2 separate regions of the Homo sapiens genome follow, and region 2 is linked to region 1. Evidence: chromatin contacts called from ENCODE Hi-C or POLR2A ChIA-PET data. All regions are on one chromosome and are shown on one strand. The core of a region is the stretch at or near the end of the contact, and the rest is flanking DNA. Distances in the headings are between cores, read along the strand shown. Region 1 has its middle 30 kb from the start of ADAMTS15. Region 2 overlaps LOC105369575 (a long non-coding RNA gene).

Evidence for each region. A loop is a pair of places that touch in the nucleus more often than their neighbours do. ChIA-PET counts read pairs that join two places held with the same protein, here RNA polymerase II (POLR2A). Pooled maps may share reads with other maps.
Region 2: a loop to region 1 is called in a map of endothelial cell of umbilical vein, with 2.1 times the contacts of the local background. The contact joins two enhancer-like sites. A Hi-C loop is called at or near these places in 1 of 168 maps with a recorded cell type or tissue (endothelial cell of umbilical vein) and 4 of 50 pooled maps. POLR2A ChIA-PET finds 5 or more read pairs at or near these places in 1 of 52 experiments (OCI-LY7).

Annotation. Positions count from the first base shown.
Region 1 is chr11:130,477,015-130,480,239 of GRCh38, reverse strand. No RefSeq gene overlaps it. Among named protein-coding and RNA genes, the nearest start is that of ADAMTS15, 30 kb to the right of the region's middle. RefSeq lists an enhancer at 1,354-2,553. Within about 2 kb of position 1,605, at least 24 of the 41 ENCODE cell types and tissues checked have a DNase peak (open chromatin) inside an H3K27ac peak, as active enhancers do.
Region 2 is chr11:130,736,464-130,740,229 of GRCh38, reverse strand. It overlaps LOC105369575 (a long non-coding RNA gene), which reads right to left. Exons shown (of 4, transcript XR_007062954.1): 4 at 849-3,766. Among named protein-coding and RNA genes, the nearest start is that of LINC02873, 65 kb to the right of the region's middle. Within about 2 kb of position 1,434, at least 8 of the 41 ENCODE cell types and tissues checked have a DNase peak (open chromatin) inside an H3K27ac peak, as active enhancers do.

The sequences.
Region 1 (3,225 bases), core at 356-2,855:
AATCATTTTCTCATGTCCATCTCCCCCAAAAAAATGTTTCTCGAGGAGTAGGCTAAGCGGTTCATTCTACAACTTCTTCAGTAAATACAGGGCTCGGAGTCCTGATGCTGCCATTTACAAGTCGGGGGAATATCTAAAGGTCCCTAACATCTTTGATCCTCAGCTTCCTGATACACGAGGAGGGGCAGTGATAGAATATAATTCATAATGTTGTTATGAACAATAAATACAATAAGAGAAGTAAAGACCTTAATAGAATGCTTATATATAGTTAATGCTGGGTGATGGCTATTATCATTATATGATTACTGTGTGCCAAGCACTTAGTGCCAAGACAATTAAAGCCTGCCCTCGAGGTCTTTAGGGTATAGCCAAAGAGACGGACAAGCAATTCGCTCAATGTCAGAAGACGCAGAGGGTGCCATGAGAGCTCAAGATGGGGCACCTGCTGTCACTAAATGTCACACCTGCTGGAAAGATTGAAAGCGGACGAATCTGAAACAAGGGAAAACAGGTACAGACTACGGATATACTCCAGTGAGACATGATGCTGGCCTGCACTACAGCAGCAGCAGTGGGAAGGAAGAAAGGGACCAAGTTTGAAGATATCCTGGAGGTGGAATCAAGTCATGTGACTGGATGAATAATGAGATGTTTGGGGTGGTCTGTGTGGGGTTGGTGGGGAGTCTGGGTGAACACAGGTGGGTGGGAGGGTTATGTATGCAGACGCAGAATCCACTGATGTGTTGGTTTTAACTGAGCAGTGAGATAGCACGTGATCCCCAAGGAAAGCGTATGAAATGCGTGAGCTGAGCAGAGGGCTGCAAGGAGCAGCAGCACCGGGCAGGCGGTGAAGATCAAACAGGACCATGTATGCAGACAGACAGTGCCTACACTGAGAAGCGTCCCCACATTTCCACCGGAGACAGGCTCCTTCATCCCTCTTGGTTTACTGTGTGTTCCCAAGGAAGCCTCTGCGTCACAAATACTCATTGACCACTGACTGTGTCCCAAGCCCTGGGCTCTGGGTGCTGTGTGTAACTGCAGCTTCAGAACCAGGTTCCCATGCACTGCAGACTCAGCCCAGGGAGGGTGCTTAGAAAAGCCATGTCATCCTCCTGAACACATTTCCAGAGCACTCTCAAAGGCTCTTTTCTCAAAATCCTCAACAACAACAAAACCACATCAGGAGTATCTGCTCAATTACCCATGGCAGAGATTCGGGGTACTCCCTGCTGAGGCCAGAATCCCAGTCCCCTGAGGTCATCTGAACTGTTGGTCAGATGTCTGGGACAGCAGTGGCTTAAGGCCCTGGACACTGTCTGGGACCGTGGCTAGGTACAGGAACGGGGAATGATACGAAGGCAATTGTTTCTAACAGCCTAGGAGTACAGCTAAAATCTCATCAAATTCCAGCCATTCCCCATGACAATATTTTCACCCTTTTCCCAAATCCAGTTTTTCACGAGGAGATTCCCTCCTCTCTTCATCTCCCTCTATCTTACCCTTTCTGCTAAAATTGTTCTCCTTTGGAAACAAATAGTTCTGTTTCTTCTTTGGAATGCCTCGGGAGGTCAGGAACTCTTATCTCCTCCTTCACAACATTCTGGTCACTGCTTGGAACGTGACTTACGTTACTGACCACAGCTCAGGAGAGCAAAACAAAGGCAGGGCTGCCCAGCTGAGCACGAAGGGGTGGGCCTGAAGGGAGGGGAAGGTGAAGGCTGAGTTTCTGGCTGCCCTCTCCCTCCCCAGTTTCATGCTTTGGAGCAGCAAACATTTCACTGCTGCCTTCTCACAGCTGCCGGGGGCTGAGGGGTGACACCATGGCAGTGATGAAGGGGGATGTTCTGCTCTTCTGGGATTTGTTGCTGGGATTGCAGGCTTCAGGGCTGACTCATCCATGAGGGCTGGAGACAAGCCAAGGAGCAAAGGAAAGACACTTGGGGTCACACGCGCTGCCCTTGGCCACGCCAGCTCAGCCTGCTGGGGGCTCGCCAGGGTTCACTGGGCAGGCAGAGCACGACCCAGGGGTCGACACCTTTTTGTAATTATCAAGGTTTTTTCTCACTGGGGCAAGAACGCATTCCCCTCCAGAGGATGGATTACAAAGCAAATCGTTCCTACCTCTCTTCAAAGGCCAGCAAATTTAGGAAACTGCTGCTTCCTTCTCCAGAAACTTTAAAATGCAGCCAAGCTTGTTGCCCGCCACACACCCCATTGCCTTACCTGGAGCTCTCCTGAGCCTCCAGGCGCCGCTGTAGTTGGGACCCAGCCTCCTCTGCTTCCTCTTTAATTTGCTGATCCCCAAAGCAGCCCAGAGGACCTTTTCCTTAGAAAGGTTTTACTGGCAATTGCTTCAATGGAAAACAAAAAGGATTACAAAAATAACCCCAGGAATATGACAACATTTTGAGCAATTTTAGAAAGATCTTACAATTGCTGACTTCCAGTTTATACATTAACCCAGACCCCTGCAGTTCCCTTCTGGGCCTTCTGCTAGCTCATAGACTCATGCAGCCTCTTCTGGCTAGTTCTTCCTTCTTCCAGAACCTTCTATCAAGTGCTGAAACTTTGTCCAACCTCCCCACATCCCTCACCCACATGCCTGAAGGGGCAGCTCTCGCAGCTCAAGAGGAAGTCATTCCCCATGGCCTTGCCCTGCTGGAAAGTCAACAGGAGAAACCCCTTCATCTCTGAACCCCAAACTGAAAACAAACCATCAGCTAGCAAAATCTAAACCATAACTGGGCCTAGAAACCCAGACTGCTAAAGCTGAACGTGCCCTAATAGAACACTGAATCTACCCTTCTCACTTTGCAGGTAGGAAATGAGGATTCCAAGAGAGGATCTCAGACCCGCGACCAACACGAGTTTCTAGATGTTCTTTGCAATGCGTCACACCTCTCCCACGCCTGTATATTTGCTAACATTTCCAGACCAGCACAAAACTAGGAAGAGAGAAACATTCTCTCTCCAAAGAGAAGGAACCTTTCCCTCGGGACACTTGGGGTTTCCTCCTAAGGCAGGAGACTGGAAGCCCACAGGACAGGGGCCCCTCTGGCCTCTCCCGTGCCTCGTCCCTTCACCCACGCACGGCCCCAGAGCTTCTCTCAAGCACTCCTGAAACCCCGCCCCAGCGGCCCCCAGGACTGGGCCTTCTGCTTGTCTGCTACAAGGCCCGTCCCCTTTTAACAGGGCTGCTGTCTCACCCTTCAATCTGTT
Region 2 (3,766 bases), core at 185-2,684, 260 kb before region 1:
TTTAAAGGACTTTAAATCATACAAAGCATGTTTTCTGATCATAACAAAATTAAAATAGAAATCAATAACGAAGTATTTGTTTTCTGTTTTCTATTGTTAAATTCTCAAACTTAATCACAAGAAAAATTAGAAAATAGTTTGAACCAAAGCAAAAATAAAAACCTAACATATCAAAATGTGTGTGTTGTTGCCAAAACAGTACTTAGAGTAAAATTCACACTTTTATATATTTGTGTTTGAAAGAGAAGACATATCTCAAATCAATGATCTAAGTTTCCACCTTAAACTAGGAAAGAAGGAGCAAATTAAACACAAAGCATATCTGCAAATTATACCTCAATAAGCTCGACTTTTAAATGATCATATTCTTTGTCCATTTTGCCTTAATAGTTTATATATTAGCTTGTTGTTTTCTGTTGCTTCTATTTTCTTCATGCTGTAGACTCTGTTTTAAATAATATTCTACATTGTCTATGTGGAAAGGCATAATGCGTCAGATGAGACCCTTGTTCTCCTCATGTCTTCAGCGTCATTGACAAAGTAGATAATAACACACAAAGCATGTAAAGAATTTCTGAATTTTATGGTACAAATTATGGTAGTGAATGACCATGTATTAAGCCCTTACCACTTGCCAGTCCTTGCATGTTTGTTGTTTTATTTAATATCTAGGCTGCAGAGAAACCTTATGGGATTTTGATGGTTTAATTTATGATCACAAGAAACTGCCATTTAAACATTCACCTTCTACAGAATTGTTGGGTTCGGTTTATTTTCTCTGTAATAAATGAGAATTTATTTTCATCATGCAAGAACCATCATGAAAAAGCTTCTCATAACTCTTGGGGTGCATGAGATCAACTTGCTTTAATGAATTATGAGATCAAGCAGAATCAGTTTTGAAAATAGCAAAGACATTTAGAGAAGTAGTAAGATGCAGAACAGGGACGGAATTTATGCCACACTCCACGCAAAACAAACTCGGCCACTACTCCTGTGGTCAGGAATCAATATTTCTCATCAGTTCCAAAGTAATGAATGTCTCTTCTCACCTCATGCTCATTGACCTTCATCTGTGGTGAGAACTTTCTTACTGTGAGACTCCAGTTTCCCTTTCTTTGGTTCTGTTTGGGCGACTGCTACCTGGTTTCAACAGTAACCTCCTAGAAAACAGATTGGGTGCTCACCCCAACGTTAATAAATATCATCAGAATAACGAAGGGGAGTAATTTGTCTACTGATGAACTGATTAGAGAAGACGTCACCACTGTCGTGGCTCTTTCCCCAAATTATAGCTAGGTTTAGGAATTATTTTTTCAAAGGGCTACTCTGAATTATGGGGCTGTAATTCCATCCTGAAGGCTATTTGTGGGTCATGCTTCACTTCTTGTGGTTTATGACTTCAACCCCAGCCCTCGATGGAATTATAACCCAACAGTCACAGAGACTGCTATTTATCATCTGTTTATTTTACAACAAAGCATCAAGTATATTTTGGTTTTATGCTCATGGAGAACACAAGAAGGAGAAGGAGGCAGAGGAAGAGGAGGAAGAGATAGAATAGTTTACCCAAAGCTAAAGCCATGTCTCCCCAGCTATAAAAACTGAATATCAGACAACGGTCCAGACATGTTACCTCCACGATGTTAGCAAACATCTGGAAGAATCTTCTATTTGTTACCATGGAAATAAAGTGCCCAAATGATTGTCCTGTGTCTTTTCTCAGCTGGATATTACCGCAGTAGAGCTTAGATTATGGAACTGAGGGGAAGCCATCGTTCTCTTCCTTTCCTTCTTTTGTCCACCCTGTGCCGATAACAAGCTCTCTGGCAGGAGTTGCGAACAGCTGTATCAGAGATCAGGCGGGGTCACTGCACGCTCAGGCAGGCCGCGTGGATTTGTCTGCTGGTCCCTGCAGTGTGCTGGGCGGGACACTCCTTGATCTCTCCATGCTGTCACCGGGTTCTGCAGTACAGTTGGCTCTGAGCCTTTGCAAACATTCTAATTTGATGCATAATTAATATAACAGTGATTCAAGGCCTAGAGGCTTCTGGGACTAATTAGTGACCCGAATCTCCATGGTAGCGCTGCATTCCATTCTTATCAGTGCCGGGAAGAGCTGCACTCTTAGAAATAATCAGTCTCCCACTTATTACTGTGACACAGCCAAGAGGCAAAGATCATCTTTCCATCCAGTGTGCAAAAATTCCATCAGTGTGTAATCACTTCCCAGGAGGACTGAACTTCCCCTGGAAGAGTCTCACTGAATTAGTCCCTCAAGAACATTTACGTTTCCATATGGGCCTGGGGGGATCTTATTGCAGGTGAAGAAATAAAGACAGTCAGCAAGGGCTTGCTGAGCATCCGCAGAATGAACAACATTGTTCCAGGGGCTCGGAGCTGATTCACAGGAAAATAAAAGACTCAGCTTTCTTTTCAAAGCCTTTGCCATGCAATAACGAAACATATAGTAAGAATGAATGACTTGTTACTCCCATTTCTAACATGGTCCCCCACTGTGTCTCTGCAGGCGCATGGCTCCAAGTGTCTCAGTCATCTCTGCAGAGAACCTATTCAAAGTCTAAGTGAGTTCACCCCAGGAAGGAAGTGGCATTGTAGTGGTGCTGCACCCATCTCCCTTCCCTTCTCACTTCCTGTTGCTCCTCAGCCCCCTCAACAGCCACCTTATTTCCAGCTCACTTGCTCAGGCCCCGCAGGATCTAGACAAGCAGCAGCAAACTATGGACTGTGGCCCCAGCCCAGCACAACAGTCCATTTAATTCAGGTATATATCATCCATGGCTACTTTCACACTACAATGGCAGAGTTGAACAAATGTGACAAAGACTGGATGACCCACAATTCTAAAGGATATACTACTTGGCCCTTTGCTGAAAGAGTTTGCAAACCCCCAGTTTAGACCATCAAACACCACCCAGCAGGTGGGGGATCTCAGCTTCAAGTCTTAGATTTTTATAATTCCTTTTGAAGGAGTGGCCACCCCATGAACAATTCCTTCAACAGAATGCATCACTTCCAGCCTCTGCTCATGATCACCCAGACTATGTGCCCATTCTTGACCTTCTCGGAGAGGCTCATTCATAGTTCTCAAGCTTTTATTTAATGAGCATCTGCATGGTACTTGCCACACGCAAGGCACTCCTTTAAACACTAAAATTAACTCATTTTGTTCTTTCAATCACCCCATGAGGTGAATATTATTATTATTAATATCTCCATTTCAGAGATGAGGAAACTAAGGCATGAACAGGTTAAGTTGCCCAGGGTTATATAACTAGTAAGTCACAGAGCCAGGATTTGAACCCAACAGTTTTGCTCTTCAGTCTACATTCTTATTTTTGTCAATACAAACTTGTCTACACAGTATCCTAGGGGAATGTAGGAGGGTCACCTGCCTAGCTATTAGCAACTGGAAAATTCTCATAGAGCATCTAATTTAAAATATATGTGAGTATTGCATCAACTGCATAATAAATATTGATTGTTTTATTGCAAAACAGTCCTAAATTACTTGTTGTGATGATGTACCATACTTATTCTACATCTTCTAGGACCCAAAGGCACACTACTAGACACCCCTGGGGTACAGGGGTGTACCCTCTTTGGTACTCTCCTATTTGGAGAGGCACAGTCCTAGTTTCTTTCTGCAATGGACTAATCTTTGCTACACCTGATTTTGCCCCTCTAACATTCATTTATCTGACCAAGCCTAATGGTCTGAAATTTTCTTTTGTTAGGAGAGGTT